2 separate regions of the Homo sapiens genome follow, and region 2 is linked to region 1. Evidence: chromatin loops called from intact Hi-C (ENCODE). Cell type or tissue: PC-9. All regions are shown on one strand. Links, peaks and the distances in the headings refer to the core of each region. The heading gives the core; the rest is flanking DNA.

Region 1 (10,835 bases), core at 890-8,889:
TTCTTCTCCCCTCTGATGGAGACAACAGAAACGGAAGGGCAAATGCCGGCTGTCACTAGCCACTTGGGTTTTTCTGGGATTTGGGCCACCTGGGTTCTGTCAAGGTGAGGCACGTCTTCAGCAGCTGTGAAAGCCCTTGAATTTCCTGAGTTAGTAAGTGGGTCAGAGGGAGGCAGCTGAGCTCCACCACTTCCCACACACCCCAGCTTCCCTGCATCCCCCAAGCCCCCAGCCAGGTGGGAAGGGAGCCGGAAAGGCATGGAAACAGCTGGTTCTACTCTGCACAGTGCTCCCAGGTTGACCGGCCCTCACTCTCCCAGCTGCTGAAGCTGCCCGACCACCGTGGGGCCATCAGGCTAAAGAGTGGAGGGGAGAGCTGGGGTCCTGGCAATACCAGCCCCTTTGTCTTGGCCTCCAGCATCTGTGGCTGGAAACAGAGCTCAAGAGGTGATTCAGTCCATCCTGGCTGCCAGAGGATGTGGTCATGGGGTGCGGGAGGGGACCATGGCAAAGCACTGGGATTCCGCCCTTTAGGGGGGCTGGCCAGCAGGGGCAGGAGGCCAAGGTCCTTGGCCCAGGGCAGGCCCACTTGTCTCGGGTTATTTCTGAGTTCTCATCTAAAGCCAACGTTATTCCTAGAATGTCTAAAATGAGATGCAGATAGAAAGAAGAAAAGAAGAAAACGGGTCTGGCCTGGTGTGACCAGATGCCTCGCACGTGTCAGTCCCTGAGGATTCAAAGACGAGTAAGATGCATCTGTGTAAGAGCTCCAAACATTTGTGGACACCGGCTAGTCCTCTCACCATGGCCCGGGGAGGGAGGGGAGGCAGCTCTCTAACCCACGCGTGAATAGTTGAGGCTGCTCCAGTCCCCGCAGCCTGGTGTTCCTCATATCTCATCTGTACCCCTCCCTGAATAACCAAAGAACTGAAGATTTCCCATGTCACCGGAGTCCAAGGATAGGATCGAAGAGTTCACCATAATGCTTAGGTTTCCCCGGCACGCTCCGCTCTTCTCTCAAAAACCAGAAAGGCGCCAGATGTGAGTGTTGCACCGACACATGGCCCGCACATGCCTTCGCAAGCCTTTGTTGAAGTCGCCTGCATAGTGAGTAGATTTGTCATTGTTATGCTAGGGAGCTTTCCATTTTCTCTGCACAAGAGCTGTGTCAAGTTCCACTCTGGGTCATGGTGCCCCAGACCCAGCCAATAAATGAACAAATCCTGTGCCGTGGCAGCTCAGCCAATGAAGGAAAAAATTCTGAGCTTAAAGATCGTTGGATCTAGCATGTTTGTTGCCTTAATAAGGGTCTGAGACCCAGGAGACTGGTGCTGTACCCTGCTACATGTGTGCAGTGTGGCTCAGGGTGGCACTGAGGATATGCCTGGCACCTCCCGACAGGTTCACATGTCTCAGCTTGGGGAGTGACAGTGTTTGGGCTGGAGGCTGGGTTAGTCGCCAACTGAAAACACCATTTAATAAGGTTGGCTTTCCACTTCTTTGAGGAGTTGAGTTTGTTGGTAACTTTCATCCCTATGCATACAAAGACAAGATTGGCCAAGTTATAGGTCTTAGGGAGTAAGTATCATGTAGGCCTTGTCAGTGGCCAATGGTAACCAAAAAGGTAATGTGGTTAATGGTTGTATTAATGGACATATATGGTCCACAGTGAGGGAGGCACAATCCACTGTTCTGGACATAACCTTTTAGAGACACGGACTGAGGGGAGAGCCACAAGAGAGAAACCAGGGTCAAACAGGTCTGAATGAGGAGCTTGTCAAACGAGCAAGAACTGAGGGATCTGGGGAGGTGGGGATTGGAAAGGACTTGGGAAGCAGGAGTAGCAGACGTGCCCTCTTCACATTTCTGATCCTTGGAAAAGTAGTTAGGTGTGTTCTACATGGTCCCAGGGATTAAAACTCAGATCTAGGAGGAAGGGACAGAGAAGTGGCATTTAGCTCCTGGAGTTTAAATAGATGACTGTGAGGTTCTCTCTGCCCCAGAGAGCCATTCCCAGGTTTCCTGGTCAGTTTCCTGGTGCTGAGTGTCCTTTGGCATTTTCCCGCCCAGAGTGGGAGTCACCAGGCAGTCTCCATCCAGTGTGGCACCTTCACCTCGCAGGTCCCCAGAGCACTGCCATCTTCACACAATGCTCCACAGTTGGTATCAGTGCTCAGCGATTGAGTTCAGCTGGAGGAGTTTCCGGATGTCCAAAAGCATGTTCCGGCCCTGTGTCCTGGGTGCCCTGCCTCAGCCTCATGTGTGGGCGGAGTCATGGGGAAAGTGCGCTGGAGGAGAGGGCGGGAGGAGTTGTGGGTTCCGGGCCTGATTCCCCACTGCTCATCTTGGGATCTCCAATGAGGCTCATGTTCCTCATGCACACTATGGTCCCGAGAGGGGAGCAATTCTTGGTTTCTTGGGGCTTCCATCTCCCCCCACCATGGCAACTGGTCTTAATCAATCAAAAAATATCAGATCCTAGGACACTTATCACCAGCAATAGTAGACAAGGGTTTTGCAATGATTTTAATTGATTCGATTCAACCTGTTGGGTCTGTGAGAAGTTACAGAACCAGCCTCATGAAATTTGCAGTAGCAACGGCAGGTCAGGGGTTGAGAGTTCCCCATCAAAATACTCTGGGGCTTTCCTCTGAAAATGACAACATGATCCCCTCGAGGCCGGATGAATCTGTGCTTAGTGACACCTTCTCCTGGGGAGACTCAGTTGCAAAGCAGGGTCTAGTTCTTTGAAACCAAATGATCTTGTCAAGCCCAGCTCAGCCCACCTGAGACCAGGAGGAGAAGAGTTTCTTCTTCCCCAGAGACTAGCCCGAACGGCTGCTCTACTAAACACACAGCTTCCTGCAGCAAAACCAAGCCCCAGACTCTGTGAGTCTAAGGAGCTCACTTTCCATGAAAACACAGCCTCACATACCATATAATTAGAAGCCCTCATCCCCAGGATAGTCTCTGAGATGTGTCCTCATGTGCACGCATGCCTGAAGAACCAATAAACACATTCAAGTTCTGTACATACAGGTGTTTTACAACCTGGGATGTGGTTCTTAAGAAACAATAAAATAGATGCAGGGCTTTCAAAGCCCAGATTTTCTTTTTCTTTTTCTTACTCATATATTTTCTGAGATGAAGTCTCACTCTGTCGCCCATGCTGGAGTGCAGTGGCGCAATCTCATCTCACTGCAACCTCCGCCTTCCAAGTTCAAGCAATTCACCTGCCTCAGGCTCCAGAGTAGCTGGGATTACAGATGCCCACCACCACACCTGGCTAATTTTTATATTTTTAGTAGAGATGGGGTTTCTCCATGTTGGCCAGGCTGGTCTCGACCTCCTGACCTCAAGTGATCCCCTGCCTCAGCCTCCCAAAGAGCTCGGATTACAGGCGTGAGCCACCACGCCCAGCCCCAGATGTGATTTTTTTTTTTTCTTGAGATAGGGTCTCACTCTGTTGCCCGGGCTACAGTGAAATGATGCAATCACAGCTCATGGCAGCCTCGACCTCCTGGGCTCAAGCAATCCTTTCACCTCAGCCTCCCGAGTAGCTGGGATCGAAAGCGCCACCACCACGCCCAGATAATTTTTTGTATTTTTAGTAGAGACAGGGTTTCACCATGTTGGCCAGGCTGGTCTTGAACTCCTGACCTCAAGTGACCCACCTGCCTTGGCCTCCCGATGTGTAGGGATTTCAGGCACGAGCTACCGCACCAGGCCAAATTTTCTTTTTAAATATCTGATTTTCATTTACCTTGCCCACTGTCCAAAAAATGACCTTCTTGATTCTCTTCTACTCTTCTTGCTTCTCCCTCCCCCACTCCCCACCAGCTGATTACACCACCCCAGTGTGTCCTTCTGCTGCCCCCTCCCTCAAAGATCCAATATTTGGCGGAGGCTAGTCTCTTGCATAGGCACGGAAATATAATTAAAAGTATGCTGAGGCCACCAGTGATTATCGAGATGACCTTAGACAGGCAGTGAACTTCTCAGTACTGGAGTTTCATCGTCTGGAAACTGCATGATAATAGTACCCATCTCTCGGGGGTGTAAGGAGTAAATGGGACAATAGAGTAAGAAGATAGTTCTGGCACCTAGTAAATGTTCGATAGAATGCTAACTGAGCTGTGGTTGCTGAGATTTTTTGGACTCCAAATATCTCCTGACCAGTTCATCAGCAAAGCCCATTAGAGATTCTGTCCTTGGATTTACTGAGGAATTACTCCTTGTTAAATTAAATACACTAACAGCCCTTTTTAGTTTGGTTTATTCATGTTTACCAGAAAACTAATCATACAGGAATGTGGCAAGAGCCCAGAGGGATTCTCTTTTTGTGTCTGTGGAATGGGAACCTCACCGGGCTGTTTCAGGGATCAAATTACACGTGGCCTGTGATTGTCAGAGGTAAAAGACAGAGCAGATTTAAGGGTTGCTGCTGCTTCCCTACTGGAAGGTGAGTGCCTGCCCTCTCTTCTCTCTCAGCTTCCCCTTCCCTCTTCCCACAGGACTCCAGCAGAAGAGGCAGGGAGCCTGGTATCAGAGTCCATGGCACGGGTGCGCGGGGCCAGGATTATTGGGGAGAACATTCTGGGGTACCTCTTCTTTCTCTGCCCGAGTCATCACCAAGGACAGTCAGGCATGGCTTGAGAAAGTAGAGCCCACTCTGGGCCCCACACCCTCTCCATCTTGCTCCATCCTTCCTTTCCCTTGTTCACAGCTTGCTCCCGCTGTCTCCCGTTTCTGTCTGTCAAGCTCAGAGTGGTGATGCAGAGCACAGGGCCTGGACAATGAGAGCCCTGTGTCCTCGCTCTCTGCCGCTCCCTCCTTCCCTGCCTGCCTTCCTCCCTCCTACACACAGTCATCCCACGTAATGGACACCCACTCCCTGCCAGGTGCCAGATGGGTGCCAGTGACATGCTGATGTCCTGGACAGATGTGATTCCACCCCCACACAGTTCAATCACCCGATATGAGCTGTGTGACCTTGGGTGAGTCCGTGGCTCTCTGTGTCTGCTTCCTTCTTTCCAGGCCTTTCTCTGACACTGAGGCCTTCTCTGGTCTGTGATTTGTGGTTAAGCCAACGCCTAAATGCCACAGAGGCGAGGCTGCAATTCTAGCTGCAGCCCAAGGACAATCAGATTCAATGCCTGTTCCTCCCACGTGACTGTAAAACACCACTTCCCCAAGCCTAATTTATTCATTTTCTATTTTAAAAACCATAACCAAAATCAAGCCCCAAATATTTGCCTAATGGCCATGTCATTGACTGGCCAAAGCATTGAGCTGCCCACCAGTCAGCAGCGGAACCGGCTCCTCCCTCACTGTGGAAACCAGCCCCACAGCAAAGTCTGACCTGCCCAGGCCCTGCCGGCCCCGCCCGGGACTAGAACAGTGAGTGGGGTGGCCCAGGGTTTCTCCCCGGGGCAGTGTCCTCAGCAGGAGCCCGGCGCTAAGCTGTCTGTCTTAGCAGAGTGAGACTGCCTTCTGCAGACGGCGTGCTCACACAGGCAGCCTCCCTGGCAGCATCCTGGCTGGCCTCCTGTGAGTCAGAACAACTGTGATCACTCCAGGAGGCCCATCTGGAACGGCTTAGGTGCTGGGAGGGGTCTTCTGGGCTGGTCTTGAACCTGTGTTTGCATAGCAAACACACTGCTTTCATTTATATTGTATGTTATAAATCAATACAAATAGCAATCTTCCATAAAATGCAGGTATTCATACTTTACACAAGAATGTGAGAACAGAGTGTCCCCATGGAAGATGATTACGCTGACACTGTGTTGGGTGCCTTGGGGTGGAGATTTGGGCAGTAATTCTAAAGGTCTCCCTCCTGAATGAGCCATCAGAAGCAGCCCCTGGGAGGGACCCTGTGTGGCACCACTCTGAGCTTTAGTTTCTTTATCTGGAAAACTGCAATCAAAGTCCCTGTTTGCACACAACTTTTTAGAATCAAATCAAACAAGCGAACAGGTATAAAGCTTTTCATGAGGTGTGAAGTTCTCATACACGAGGAGAGTGTCTTTGTTGTTTTTATTGCAATCTGGTTACCCAAAGGGAACCAACACGGTAAAGCAGGTTTGCCACAAATTCCTCTTGGAAGCTTCTTCCAGTTTCTCCCATTCCCCACCCTCTCCTGCGGAGTCTGAGGATGGTACCTGGCAGCCTGTGTGAGTTGACTCAGCAGCACACGCCCGCTCAGTTCATGACCTCAGATGTCCCTCAGAATCTGCTGCGCTAAATCCAGTTTGTTCCAACTCCTCTTTGGACAAGAATGTGAGTTTGCACTTGTGCCATGAATTAGGTGATAAAAGGGGGCTGGGCAGGACTGAGTCTTAGTATAGCTCTGGGCTATGATTCTGGCCACAGAGTTCAAGCTTCATTGTTCCCAGGAACCTAGGGGCTCAGGACTTCAGAAATCCTCAGCAATGGCTGCAGTGTCTGCAGTGACAGCCAGTGCACGTCCCTCGCCTGCAGCAACATGAAACACACACAGGCCTCGGCCTCCTCAGTCCTGTTCCTGATGCCCGGCTTACCTACCTGAGACCCGGTCCAGGAGTGTCTAAGGACACCCAGTGCTTCTGGGCTGGGCTGGGGCCTAGAGCGACTCCAGTCACCCCTTTCATTTTATAGGTGGAAACCAGATGCCCAGAATGAGAAGGGACTCACCTGGGTCACGGATGAGTTTGTGGTTGTGAGAATATTAACTGCCAGGCTCAGCTGGGTTAAATGGTGTCCTCGGAATTACCCGGTACCTGTGAATGTAGCCTTATTTGGACATAGGGTCTTTGCAGATGTCATTAACAAGTCAAGGTCGTACTGGATTACTGTAGGCTCTGAATTTAATGACTGGTGTCCTTGTAAGAAGGCCACGTGAAGACAGACACACTGAAGGTAGAAGGCTGTGTGACAACAGAGGCAAAGACTGCAGTGATGCAGCCGCAAGCCAAGGAATGCAGGGAACCAACGATCACCAGCAGCAGTGAGAGGCAAGGGAGGGTTCCTCCTTAGAGCCTTCCCAGGGAGCAGGGCCCGGCCACAACTCCAGACTTCTGGCCTCTAGAAGTGTGAGAGAAGGAATTTCTCTTGTTTTAAGCCACGCAGTTTGTGTACTTTGTTACGAGAACCCTGGGAACCGAATACACAGGCCAAGGCCCTCTCTGCTGTTTCCTGGAGCAGCAGTGACAGGGATGCGACTCACCTCATGGAGTGCCACGCTGAGCCTGAGCTAAGCAGCTGACATACATCATCTCAAGTAATCCTCCTGAGAAGCGCAGGAAACGATTATTATTATCCCACAGCAGCTCCCAAGGCAGGGTGCTTTTTTCAAACTGTAATTTTGAATAGTAATATAGTCATATATTTATATTTTATAAAAATATGAAAGCTCCCAAAGGGTGAGACACACAGTGAAAGGTCTCTCTCACTCCACCCCATCCCCTGCTAGCCGGTTCCCTCCTCTGGGGGAGCCATTGTCACCAGAGTCTTGCAGAGTCTTCCAGAGCTGTTCCATAAGCAAACCTGCAAATAAGCTAAAATATCCTCCCGCTTCCAAACACACAACTTTTGAAAACACAAATGTGATATATACTATACAGACGGTTCCTCGACTCATTTTCACTGTTGGTGTGTCTTGGAGCTTCTGTCCTCGTCTCAGCAACACTGGACTTAGATGGGCATCCTGACTTCTTGAAATGCTCCTTTCTGGAGCCACCCCCTCCTTGCTTTCCTTTCACCCTATCAGTTGCTCCTCTGTAGGACCCTGGGCTGATACCCCCTCCCCTCCCCTCCCCTCCTCTCCCTTCCCCTCCCCTCCTCTCCCTTCCCCTCCCCTCCCCTTTCCTTCCCCTCCCTCAGTGTTGGCAAGCCCTGGGCTTACCTTGCTTTCTCCTCACCTCTCCCTGTACTCTTTCTCGCATATCAGGAGGTCACAGCCATCTCCACTCACTGACTCAAACCAGACCTACACACTCCCCCATCTTCATTCTGTCCTGAGTCCTGGGGCTTCTCGCCCCACGGGGGCCATTTGACTCAACTGCCTTCTTCTCCCCATCTCCAGCGCCAGCACCACGACCCACTGGGGTCCTGCAATAGGCTTCTGGCTGGTCTCACATCCATTCTTAACCTGCACACCACCTCGCAAGTCCATCTTTGCCAGCAGCCACGTGATCATCTCAACCCCTCGGTGGCCGCCCCCTGCCTGTAGGATAAATCCAGACTCCCTTCCCGGCTTCCCAGCCCTGCAGGACGCACCTCCTACCTCTCCCTCCAGCCTCACCTGAAGCCATTCTCCCCTTGTGTCACTGGCCTCTCAGTGTCCCGAGTTCACCGAGCTCTGCTCCCTGCACCTGGCAAGACTTCCCCTGGTTAGCTGCTCTTCCTTTGAGGCTCAGCTTAAGTGTGTCACCTTTTGGTGAGACCACCTTCCTGACTCTCCTGTTATTTTCCATCTCAGTCTATGGTTTGTTTTCCTCATGACACTATGGCTGAGATTGTGGTTATGTGACAGAGTGTTTGCGGTTTGACTCTACCCTTCATATAAACTCCATGACGGCGAGGACCATGTCCATCTCAGTTGCCATTGTATCCCTAGAGCCCAGCACCCTGCCGGACACATAGTAGGTCTTTCAATAAAGGTCCATTGAATGAATAAGCAAATCTCCATTTTACAGATGGAGGACCTGAGGGTGACAGTGGTCGAATCACTTACCCAAGGTCACACGGCAAGTAGAGCCAAGACTTGACACCAGGCAGCCTGATTCTAGAGATGGAGTTTATATGAGATAAGTTGCAAGAGAGGGATGAATTGTTATTGTGTACATTTGAACTTTCCCTACCTACAGAGAAGGAACAGAATCCCATGCTCTTATTACAGTAGGAACCAGACCTCTCTGAAGACTTATCGTCCCTCTTAGTGCGTCTGATCTAAAGACCAAGGAACTGGGATGTTACCCTTGGAGTAATTTGGTGCCTGCTTAAACCTTCTGCATCTGCGATGAATAAGAGAGACTTTTTCAGGATTGTTGGTTAGGAGGCAAAAAGTTCAATTTGTCTTGCAGAAATGTTGAGCCTTTTAAATGTTCAGCTCCTTCCTTCTCACTGGATAAAGTTCACCCTTTATTAAACAGTGTGACTACAATAGGGAGCCCTTGAAGGTAAGGGAGCAGGGGCTGGGAAAACTGGGGCTGCACTTTACAGCAGTCCCTTCAGCTACAACTACAGGAAGGGGTGACTTGTTGCCGCCATGTCTCTGGCGGGGGTGGGGGGTGGCAGACCAGGGAGGCATTTCTCTCCAGCCCAGCTGACGGGAAGCGCATTGTGTGCTAGGAAGCACGTGTTCTTCCTTCCTTTCTTCCTTGTGCTTGTGTAGAGAATTTTCATAACTTATCCTCTTTCCATTAAGATCCCAGAAGTGGGAGGGGACCCAGTAGTGTGGAGGAGGTAGGGGAAGATAGCGGTTCCTACACCCTTTTTGGTTTCCTTTGAAAACTTTGAAATACGAAATACACACAGTAAGCCACACCTCTAATAAATGTCCTGGATTAGATTATTGCTGAGCAAATGTTTACATGGGGAGGAGCTTGAGAGGCGCGTATTTCCCCACTCCACTGATGTCGGGCTTGGTCCTGCGACTTGCCTTGGCCACTGGAATGTGGCAGCAGTCAGAGGACACTAGCTCCAAGCTGAGACCCGAAGAAGCCTGTGTGTTTCCATTTCCCTATCTTGGGCTCCTGCCTTTCACCCTTTGAGACCATGCCTTGGATGGCTGCCAGTTAAAGGAGATTGAGACATGTGGAGAAGCCTGCCCTCAACACAGCCAAGCCCAACTTTGAACAACTGAACACAAACCAGTCGGCAAGAAATAAATGCTTATTGTCTGCCACTGGGTTTGGGGATGGTTTGGTATGGCAACAGCTAATTGATACAGTAAGTGTACAGCTCAGTAAATTGTCATAAACAAATGCACCTTTGCAGCCAGCACATAGCTCACACAGAGCATCAGCAGCACCTGAGGAGACCAACCTCCCTGTACCCTGTTCCAGTTGCTACACCCTCCCTAGGTAAGCACTGACCTGACTTCTGATAGAAGAGTTCTGTCCCTTTTCCTGCTTCAAATAAAGGAAACATACAGAATATCCTCATTTGTGTTTCTTCCACTCAACATCACAGTTGTAAGATTTGTCCTGATACTATTGCTCATAGTTGTAGTTCATATATTCTCATCGCTATCGTGTTAATACACCGCAATTCATTTTCCCATCAATGGTATAGTAACACAATAGCAATGAGAATATATGAGCTACAACTGGGAATGGGAAATAGAATGGGAAAATTTCCCGTTCTATTCTATGTCAGTGGGCATTTGAGTTGTTTTTTTTTCAGACATCATAAATAGCATTGCTATAATGTTCTAGTATGTCTTTTGGTGAATATATATATATATATATATATATATATATATATATATATATACACACACACACATACATACATATTTCTGTTGAGTTTACACTAGGAGTGACATTTTACAAAGGTATATATACGTGTGTGTGTGTATACCTGTATATATACAGAGTCTTGGTTGCTTCACATCATCCTCACCAATACTCACGATTTCCTATCTTTTTTGATGTAGTCATTCTGACGGGTGTGTAGTGTGATTGCGTTGTGGTCTGTGATTTGCATTTCCCTGATGACTGATAAACTTAAGCAATTCTCCATATGTTTATTGGCACTTTGGATACTTCCTTTGTGAAGTATCTGATCAAGTCTTTTGTCCACTTTTTGAACCTGGTTTTCTGTCTTTTTCTTATTGATTTGCAGAAGTT
Region 2 (10,835 bases), core at 1,726-9,725, 160 kb after region 1:
CTGGGGCTTTTAGCCAAGGGTCACCTGGCTTTGCACCACACACTGAATTTCGTGGTGCACATAGTTGCTTAGAAAATAAATGGCACTTCCTTTGACTAGGACAAGGCCAACTGGCCAACCAAGAGCTCTTGTCTTCCAAAAAAAGGATCTAAGAAGATCATCATAACTGCCTGGCATTCTTGCTTCCATTCTCTCCTCCATGTGCTCTGAGACATTGCTGATCAATCTTAGTACTCTCTCCCTCTACACGTGGATTTGGCCTCAGGACTATTTTCAACCCAGTAGCCCAAGCGGTCGCTACCATCAGCTTTGGCAAACACATTTAACTCTAATTGACCTCCCTTGTCTGGTCCTTACCAAGTTTTTGGAGTCAAACATACCTACTCAGAAACAAAAAAGATATGCTAGCAGTGATACTATATCACAAAGATTAAGCTCGAAACACAGCCACCTACTTCAGTGTGGTAGACGTTTCCACTCCACACTCATCCCTTCCTTAAACTGTGTCCACATAGCACCTAATAGTTCATACAAGAATAGGCAATTCCCACTTTCTTACCAACTGATATTCCTGAAAACCACATAATAAGTGGCTTGCTTTTTCTTTTTTTTTTCTTTTTTTTTTTTTTTTTGAGACGTCTCCCTCTATTGCCCAGGCTGGAGTTCAGTGGCACAATCTCAGCTCACTGCAACCTCTGCCTCCTGGGTTCAAGGGATTCTCCTGCCTCAGCCTCCCAAGTAGCTGGGACTACAGGCGCGCACCACCACGCCTCACTAGTTTTTTTTTGTTTGTTTTTGTTTTTTGTTTTGCTTTGTTTTCTTTTTTTGTATTTTTAGTAGAGACGAGGTTTCACCATATTGGCCAGGGTAGTCTCAAACTCCTGACCTCGTGATCTGCCCACCTCATCCTCCCAAAGTGCTGGGATTACGTGTTGTATTTTCTTATAATAACAATAGGATAATTGGATGTTTTGTTTCTGATTAAGAAGTTGGGAGCAAATAAATCACAAAGGTGATCAGCAGTATGTCACACCAGCAAACTTACACACTGACAGCCCCTTAGGATTAATTAAAGCATGAAACATTAAAGTCCCTTCAATTGGCCTAATCCATATATACAGTGGCCTAAACTATATATGTGGATTAGTCAGGGTAGTGCTCACATGCCATATAAGAGTGCCCAACTCTTCTGAACCACCAGTTTAGCCCATCTAAAATGAATCCAGGAACTTCAGCAAATGGTCATTAACTATTTAATTTAAAAGAATTCGATGCGCCTTCTTAAGAATGAAGAAAGCTTTGGGGGATAATTTAGATGATCCAGGCTTCTTTGGAGAAGAAAAGAGGTTGCCAAGAAATATCTGAACTATGGCTTTCTCTTTGACTTAAAGAGACAAACATTGGCCAATGTTCCTTGAAGACTGCTCTGTGCCAGGCATTGTGCCGAGGGCTCCAACAAAGAAAACCATCCAAACTCGCTCCACGGACCTCAGAGCTGCATTTGGTGGGACCATGCTTTCCAAAACAGCTGCTGCATTGTTTAAATATTGGAGAAGCTCACTACAGAGTTTAACTGCATCTTGAATGTCACATTTGTTTATGTTTTTCTCTCTCTTTGATATATATTTTAATGTCTTTGCTAATTTTCCTTAATTTACTTTAGTCATTGGAAATATTCCTTCCAAGGGCCTGGAATCTAGAGGTGCTTCTGTCAGTGCTTCTCAGCCCCGATTGTACATTAGAATCACCTGGGGGTGCTTTAAAGCTCCTGATGCCAGGTGGCACTCCACACTAGTTAAATCGGTGCCTTGCGGGTGGGACCCAGACACTGGTAATTTTTAAAGCTCCCCAGGTACTTCCAATGTGCCAGGTTGAACACCATTGCCAGACTCTCTTCCTTAAGTAGAGGCAGGCAGGCGCCCCTCCTGGCTGCTCAGTAAACACTTGTCATGCCAGAAGCAAACCTCTCAGTGCTATTCTATTGAGTCAGCTCAGATCTCTAGGAAGAGCAGCCGTTTTTCCCAACTAAAAGTGATTCTAGTTCCCAGATCAGCTAATATGGAAATCAGGTAACAAAAGAAAAGCCTTCGTGGATGTTGCCTATTCTTGACTTCAAAAACCGCCACACTCCGTTTGGGCTCCATTTTCTCAGCACTTGATGAAATGAGAGACTGCCTGGAAAACAAGCACTTCACCCACATCGAGGTATCACTTTCAAGGTCTCAGAAAGAAAGTCTGGAATGAGTGTTAGTCCAAATTCCATTCCAGATTCCCTTATGTGTTCATTTCTAGGGCTGCCATAACAAAGTACCACAAACTTGGTGCCTGAAAATAATCGAAATCTATTCTGTTCTGAAATCTATTCACTTCTGGAGGCTGGAAGTCCAAAATCAAGGTGTCAGCAGGGCCATGCTGCCTCTGAAGTCTCTAGGGGAGAATCCTTTCCCTGGCTCTTCCCAGCTTCTGGTGGTGGCCATGGATCCTTGTCTCCCCTGGGCTTGTAGCTGCATCACTCCAATCCCTGCCTGTGTGTTATCACATGGCCTTTTCCCCTGTGTCTCTCTCTCCTTATAGGGACACCAAGCTTTTCATTTAGGGTCTATCTACCCTAATCCTATATCACCTCATCTTCACTTGATTGCATATGTAAAGGCCCTATTTCCAAGGAAGGTCACATTCACAGCTTCCAGGAGGATATTGATCTTGTGGGGTTATATTCAAACCGGTACACCTCATAAACCACCTGTAGGGATTCTTGATCTCCATCCCTAGGAGGCAGACAATGGAGACATTTGTACCAGTCTATCTGCAAATCTATTTAGATCCTTAATCCTTCTCTAGAATACCAGAAAGAAAGCCACCTGCCCACAGTCAAAAGAAAATGACGTAGCTAATTAGGTTGTCGTTTTTAATGTTTTTAAGACCAACAGAGATGAAAAAGACACTATCCTTGTGGGTTTTTTTCAGATTTGATTCCACATTTTTAACAGTAAGCCCATTTTATGCCTGTTTAGAAACAGCAAACATAGTATTTAAAGTGTAATCAGCCAGGCGGGGTGGCTCACACACTTTGAGAGGCCAAGGCAGGCAGATCCACTTGAGGCCAGGAGTTCGAGACTAGCCTGAACAACATGGTGAAACCTCATCTTTACTACAACTACAAAAATTAGCTGGATATGTTAGTGCGCACCTGTGGTCCCAGCTACTCCGAGGCTGAGGCAGGAGAATCACTTGAACCCGGGAGGCAGAGGTTGCAGTGAGCCGAGATTACACCACTGCACTCCAGCCTGGGAGACAGAGCAAGACTCCATCTCTAAATAAATAAATAAATAAATGTAATCAACTAATGTTTTTCTCCTAAAGAAGCTTGATAGATTATCACACACACACACACACACACACACACACACACAACTGAAAACTCCTTTTATTTTTCCAATTTAGCATTGTAACTTAACGTTGTAACTACTAATTTAGATGGTCCCAGGAAGCACAAAAAGGAGCCCAGGCTGATGGTCAAATTCTGTAGTAATTCCTATGAGATGATCATTTAACACCAGTCACTCTTACTTCTTCACAACTTTCTTGTACAAAATCCAAGATAGGTTTTAGGCAGAGCTATTGCTTGTGTTACTCTTCAGACCCAGGCCCTAGGTGTATTTGCAAAATTAAACCATGTTAGGCTTTGAGGAACAAGAAGAGGCATTTTTTAAAACTTCCCCAGTCCCTGGGGTCCCTGGGCTGACCTAGAGGTCTGGGTTGGGAAATTAACTATTCCCATTTCCATTTCTTCCCGTCATTTAAGCTGTTTCCTTGGAATGTCACAGCCCATCTGTGCTTCCTTCTGTGAAATGAGGCCTGTGACCATTGGCTGTGTACCATTAGGGGAGCTAGAGGAGCAGCCAGGAGATGTGAACTCATTCTCGCCCTCAAGTCACATTGACTCTGCACCTAGAAAGGCAGCAGGCAGTAGTAGCAGATCAGGGGTGGAAGGCAACAAAGAGCTGAAAACAAAGCTGTCCCTCTGGAGTTGTACTGCCTAGGTTCAAATCTTAGATTCATTCTGGAGAGACAAGATAGAAACTTCTCTAAGCCTGTTTGCTCATCTGTAAAATGAGGTTAACAGTGCCTGCTGCTTGGAGTTACGCAGAAGTACTGCGATAGTGAAGGTAGCAAGTGCCTGGCACATAGCAGGCATTCAGTAAGGCTAGGCCTCATTAACAGGAGTTCCCGCTCTGCTGAACGTTCATGGCTGCCTGGATCAGAGTCTTAAGAAGCCATGTTCAGGCTTAATGGGAAGGAATGTCCTGATAGATTACTGATGTCTGCCCTGGGTGGTTTTACTGGAGTCACGTATTTGCCAATTCTGCAGGCACCATATTGAACTCATATTTTTCTTCCCAAGACCCCTTCCAAGCCCCTTGTATGGTAGACACACCTTTGTATGGTAGACATGCCTGATAGCAATAACTTCTTAAGCATACACAGAGAATGGCTCTGTATGGCAGATACACTTGAATATGTGTTCAGAGTTCTGAGTGTGGCCAACCCAGAGAGTCATTCCTTACCTATGAGGAACATCTGAGCCCCCAGCCATCCAATCGAAGGTGGACCATACAGGGGACTGAAGCTCTTTGTTTTGGGTTAAATGGAGGTTGCCAGGTGGAGGTCATTAAGGGGAGCATATGAGGTAAAAATGTTGTGTTAACTGCACGCTTTCTGGAGGCTGTGGCAGTTCTGTTCAGCCTGCCGCCACTGCACCATCCTTGTGTGTAATTCCCCCTAATAAAACCATGTGTCTCATTCGCTGGTTCTGGGTCTCTTTTTTGGCTTGTCAAGCCTGGTGCTGTCCCTGTTGACATTAACAGGGGTCCAGTATAACAGTATCCCCTTTTGTAAATCCTTGCTCTGAAACTCACCACACCGATGTGTCACGCTGAAGTGAAAACCTAGTTGGTCCAAAGCTGAACAACTAGAGGCAGGATGCTAGAGAGGAGAGAGCCACAGCTAGTCCCAGCTTCTCCGACAACTCAGCCACGACCCCGAGCAGAAGCCAGCCCCTCTCTGACCCTCAGATCCCTTATCCATAAAACAGCAATGATCACCTCAACTATGGGTGTTGTGAAGCTCAAATGGTGTAAGACATCAGAACATGCTATATAAAAAGTTGTTTTGCAGGAGTAGGGAAGCAAAGAATGAAATTGTACCAACCCATCAAAAGTTTAACCAAATATCAAAATATATATAGTCAGTTATACTCAATTTGTCAGTATCTTCCCCAAATTTCAGCCAAACTTCCTTGGTACTTCTGTTTCCCCTTTCTGTCTAAGATGCCTCTATTCCCATCCTGGGATGAGTATTCAACTGGAAATGAGCCTCTGCTTTACCTTTTATAACCAGTTCTTAGCCAGAGGCTTGTGGAAACTTCCAGGGTGTCACCACCTTATTTAACTAGAAGTAAGACTTTAGCCATGCTGCTCATTGAAAGCTAAATGCTGTTGAGATAAGTATGTGGCTCCAGACCCAACCTCCTAGCCTAGGCCTCTAGACAAGTGTGAACCAAAGCCAAGAGTTCCAAGCACTGCCCCTCCCGCCACACCATTTTCAATTGCTGTGACCACAGCTGTGTGATTTGGGGTAAGTCTCTTCCGCTCTTTAGGCTCCAGATCCTCCATTAGCCTGGAGTCTGTACCTGGAATAGGGAGAAGCAGCCCAAGAGAGTCCGAGCCTCAGAGGCTTGCTGTGTCATGCACAACGGGGGAGCCCACTGAGCCAGGAGGAGCCGCAGAGAGGAGGACGTGGCTAAGGTGGAAGATTCCAGAGGGACCCTCGAGCCTGCAGTGCCTTCAAGGACCACACGCCAGGGCCTGCTCAAAATCTTTAGCCACACTCAGCATCAATGTCTTAGGAGACACAAGCCCAAAATAAATAGGAAATATCCCTTAAATACAAATTCTTCACAGTCTAAGATGATGGCTTTATGTAGCTGGGTTTAATTTGGGCTGTTTATTTCAGATCTGTGGTAAGAGTGAGCTCCACAGGCAGGAGGGCAACTAGGTCCCAGGACAAGCAGATCAGAAGCACATATGGGCCCTGGGAGGAAAAGCCATTTCACCCTTTGAGACAGCCTGGAGGTTATTTCTGTTCTGCCTACCACACAAGTTATCCAAGGTAAAATTAGGGAAGAACTTTGTGAAAAACATGCAAATTATTAAATGTTTTCTTTTTAAACGTTTTCTCTTACTTTTTTAATAGAGACAGAGTCTCATTACGTTAGCCAGGCTGGTCTTGAACTCCTGGCCTTAAGCAATCCTCCTGCCTGAGTTCCCAAAGTGCTGGGATTACAGGCGTGAGCCACTGCACCGGGCGGTGGCTTGGGAAAGAATTTGAGAAACCGAAAAAATGAAGGTGTGATAGCTCCTTCCCATTGTTAGGATGGTGGGGGAGCTCCTCAGGAGCCCAAGAGGAAAGTCTGGTGTTTACAGATCAGAATCTTAGTACAGACAGTAGGCTCACCTAATGCGATAGAAGGTAAAGAAAGTACTATGCCTAGACCACCCCAGGCAGATTGAATGAATCACATTTCCTGAGTCTGCGGCTTGGAGAAGAGGTGTTGTTGTTGTTGGTGGTGTTGTTTTGAGCTCCTAGGAGATTCTGAGTTTCTGCAAGATTGAGAACCACTCTTGGAGAATCTTATCCAGAGCTGGAGGCTGGCACTCAGGCTTTTCTGCAGGAATCTGAGAGAGGTAACTTGGGAAAGAACGGCTGGGAGTGAAGGAAGGAGGAGGAAGGGTAGCTTGGTGAGAAGAAAGAGACAACCAGAATCTGAAAGGCCTGCAATGCTGAGTGCCAAATCTGACCCTAGGGAAAGGTAAATCAATGCTTTGTGTCTGTGCTAGGCAAACTCAGTCTGCCAGTTCTCATGCAGACAGCGCGCTTGGAACTGTGACAAATGATACATTATGCAACCATGACATCATACCAACCTGGTGAGGCAGGTATGGATGCCCCATGTACCAGAGGAAGAGAGGGAGATCTAGCGAGGTGACATGATTTGCCTAAAGTCATCCGGGTACTTGCTGCATGAGCTGAGATTCCAGAGCAGGTCCCCTGCCTCCAGGACTAGACAGGAGCACTGGTGAGGAGGAGGCTCAGTCTGGATTTTCTTGGAATGTTGACATAGAACTGAACTGGACACGTTGTTATTAAGAATAAAAAGGACGAGACCAGGCAGATTAATAAGCGCATATGACCAGGACAGTGGAGACTTCCATGAATTATCTGAGCACTTAGTAAAGCCTGAGGAAGTAAAATAAAATCAGGATCTCCAGGCCCCAAAGCTTCCTCCATCCCTTCGTGGGAGGTGAGCATGAACTTGTGCTGTTCTTACATCAGCCCTGGAGTACAAAGGCTGGAGCCACCCAGGGAGGTACTTAGGGCAGGCAGCACACCTCAGAACAAGATGGTCCAGCACCAAAGCCTTGCTGCTGAGACTTTCAATTCCCAGCAGACCGCAGGTCTAAGAAGTACAGCCAGAAAAAGAAGGGAAAGAGGCATCGCATGTTGTGGTTAGCAGGGCTGGGCACACGCACCCCACAAGTCAGCTCTGGTGCCCAGGTGCCCTCCACGCCCCATGTCACCATGTCCAGATTCACACCAGAAGGGCCCACCAGCCCACTCCTCCCCTGTGTCTTCTCCGCCCGTCTCATGCACTTTCTGAGTTGGTGTCCTACTTTCCATTTTTTAACTTTATTTATTTTTTATTATGGAATATTCCAAGAATGCAGAGTCTAGGGAATTACATGTACCCACCACCAGACTTTGTCAAGTCTTAACATTCTTTTCCATATTCGCTTCACATATTTTTTTTAAGACACAAACCTCACAGATACCATTGAACTCTCCATGGACCACTCCCTCGTTTCATTTCCCTCCCTCTATGCCCAGAGGCAACCGCTCTCGGGAATTCCACGTTGATTATTCTCATACATGACTTTTTACTTTTACCACATATGTGGATATCCATAAATAATCAATGGTATTCGAGCACATGTTTAACTTAATAGAATCATTGTAAATAATATTAACATAGTATAAGCTAATATAATATTAATAAATTATAAACTAATATAATATTAATAAATTATAATATCTTGTATAATAATAAATAGATAACATGAAATATAATAGCAAATAAATATAATATTAATATTAATGGAATCAAACTGTTATTTGCTGTTTTTTTGCTCAATACTTTTGACGTGGGATTCCTCCATGCTAATGGGAGTTCATTTATTTTGGTGTTGTTTCCAATTTTTCACTGTTACAAAGAAATGCCATAATGAATATTCATGCACATGTATGGGTCTGCCCAGGTTACATATCTGGGAGTGGAATTTCTGGGTTGTGGGGAATGCATAGCCTCAGCCTTATGACCCATTTTCTTTTCAGCCACTTTGCCTATTCTTTGCTATCACAGGGATTTCCCCAGATCTAGGATGGAATCAGAAAATGCTACCCACTTCAGAGGTTTTACCCTGGGCATGTTAAAAACCAATTTTTTTAAGAGGAAAGAAAAACAATGTAACCTGTTGAAATGGGAGTTGATAATCGCAGGCACTCAACGCATGCACGAGAGCCCACACTGAGTTGGGCTCTGTGTCTGCTTGTGAGCACGAGCCAGGGATCCTGGCCCAGATCTGCTCAAGGAGCCAAGGAAATCAAACTGCTGAGCCTGAAGCCTAGACCTAACCCCCGAGTGACCCGCCAGCTTCGTTTTGGGGCCCAACCTAAAATAGGCAACTGCCCTATCTTTTTTTCCCCTTTTTAAAATATTTAATGTCATTTTCCCTGATTATCAAAGTAATATGTTCTCCTTATACAAATTTTAGGGCTAGGCACAGTGGCTCACACCTGTAATCCCAGCGCTTTGGGAGGCTGAGGCAAGCTGATTGCTTGAGGTCAGGAGTTCGAGACCAGCCTGACCAACATGGTGAAACCCCATCTCTACTAAAAATACAAAAATTAGCCAGGCATGGTGGCGAGCGCCTGTAATCCCAGCTACTCTGGAGGCTGAGGCAGGATAATTGCTTGAACCCAGGAGGCAGAGGTTGCAGTGAGCCAAGATCGCACCACTGCACTCCAGCCTGGGCAACAGAGTGAGACTCTGTCTCAAAAAAAAAAACAAAAACAAAATTTAGAAAGTTCATACAAATATTTTTTAAATTATGTTAATCACCTTAAGTAGCACTACTCAGAGACATCCACTATGAACATTTTAGCCTATTTCTTGCCAGTCTTTTTTCTTAGTGTTTTTTCCTTAAATATGTAATCTACTGTATCCTGATATTTTACCCTAATATATATATTTTTTTCCATACTACTAAAAACACTATAAACATAATTTTAATAAATTGGGATCACTTTCACTTCATTTTCTATTATCTACTTATTCCTATATATTGGACATTCAGGTCATTCCTAATTTTTATTTTATTTATTTATTTATTTTTGAGACAGGGTCTCTCTCTGTCACCCAGGCTGGAGTGCAGTGGCACGATCTCCTCTCACTGCAGCCTCGACCTCCCTGGGCTCAGATGATCCTCCCACCTCAGCCTCCCAAGTAGCTGGGACTACAGGTGCACACCACCACACCTGGCTGATTTTTGTATTTCTTGTAAACATGGAGTTTCGCCATGTTGCCCAGGCTGGCCTAATTTTTATTTTTACAGTTAAACTGTAGCAGATATATTTGGGCATAAATCTCTGATGGCCTTTCAGTTCCCTAAGAGAGGATCCTCAAAGTGTAATTATTAGAAGGGCAAAAGACATTTTTAAAGCTTTTGATACTATTACTAAACATGGTTTCTAGAAAGAGGACCATGTTACAGGCCCACCAACAAAGTGTACAGAATATGCCTAGCCTGTCTCCCTCTACCTGTCAGCCAAACATGATGTCTCTACACTGGGGCTCAGATGTGGGAAGGGAACCTTTAAATAGCCAGCGTGCCCAGCCACAGAATGTCACGTTTGGTGGAGAAGAATGTCTGGCATCCTCCCAAGCTGTGTGTATTAAGTTGCTTCCTTCCATGAGAACTAAGAAGACAGCAAAATGGATGAATCATACCGTGGGAAAGTCAGACTCTAAATCCAGGTCCCTTATAGTAAAGACAGTTGAAATAGGCCACTGGGCTGGGCGCCGTGGCTCATGCCTATAATCCTAGCACTTTGGGAGGCTGAGGCGGGTGGATTGTCTGAGCCCAGGAGTTTGAGACCAGCCTGGGCAACAAGGTGAAACCCCGTCTCTATTAAAATACAAAGAAAATTGGCCGAGCATGGCAGCATGCATCTGTAGTCCCAGCTACTTGGGAGGCTGAGGCAGGAGAATTGCTAGAACCCATCTCAAAAACAAAAAAGACACAAAACCTAAAGAGCTGTTGGTCGTGTTTTCTACAGCCCAGAGAAAGCCATTCTGCCATGAGGTTTAAGAGTACAAGAGGCAGACAGAAAAACATATGGAAAATGGAGAATCCAGATGTATTTCATGGCCTCGTTCTAGTTGTTCTGGGCACCTAATTCCCTCCGCACCTTTGTGGAGTTTGGACAATCTGTGAGTGCTTCTCCAAATGTGGTCTGTGGACCAGTTCCCTTTCCCAAATGATGAGTTACTAGTTCATAGTGAGGTCAGTTCAGAAACTGAGTGCTTAGTCACTTTTAGAACAATTGCTGGGATATCAAGTGAAATTTTGTCTTTCAAGTAATTCGTATTTGATTTACCAAAGTCTTGATCTACAATGGATTTGAATAATAACATTAACACTAAAAACTTGGTCCTT

What was found. A loop is a pair of places that touch in the nucleus more often than their neighbours do. Peaks named below come from ENCODE experiments on the same cell type or tissue, not always from the same donor. Only the 100,000 strongest peaks of a DNase experiment are listed, where the experiment ranks them.
Region 2: a loop joins it to region 1, with 12 times the contacts of the local background. A loop is called at or near these places in 2 of 110 quality-filtered maps.

What each region holds. Positions count from the first base shown.
Region 1 is chr3:194,866,308-194,877,142 of GRCh38, reverse strand. No RefSeq gene overlaps it. Among named protein-coding and RNA genes, the nearest start is that of LINC01972, 100 kb to the right of the region's middle. In PC-9, for the core only: CTCF peaks have their summits at 5,419, 5,685 and 7,450; DNase peaks (open chromatin) are centred at 4,332, 5,502, 6,212, 7,142 and 1 weaker place; H3K4me3 peaks cover 1,817 bases; H3K27ac peaks cover 4,272 bases.
Region 2 is chr3:194,711,334-194,722,168 of GRCh38, reverse strand. The region is part of intron 1 of LINC01968 (long intergenic non-protein coding RNA 1968); the gene reads right to left. The region is part of intron 2 of LOC105374292 (a long non-coding RNA gene); the gene reads right to left. Among named protein-coding and RNA genes, the nearest start is that of LINC01968, 8.3 kb to the right of the region's middle. In PC-9, for the core only: no CTCF peak of the experiment used is centred there; DNase peaks (open chromatin) are centred at 6,538 and 6,958; H3K4me3 peaks cover 612 bases; H3K27ac peaks cover 3,144 bases.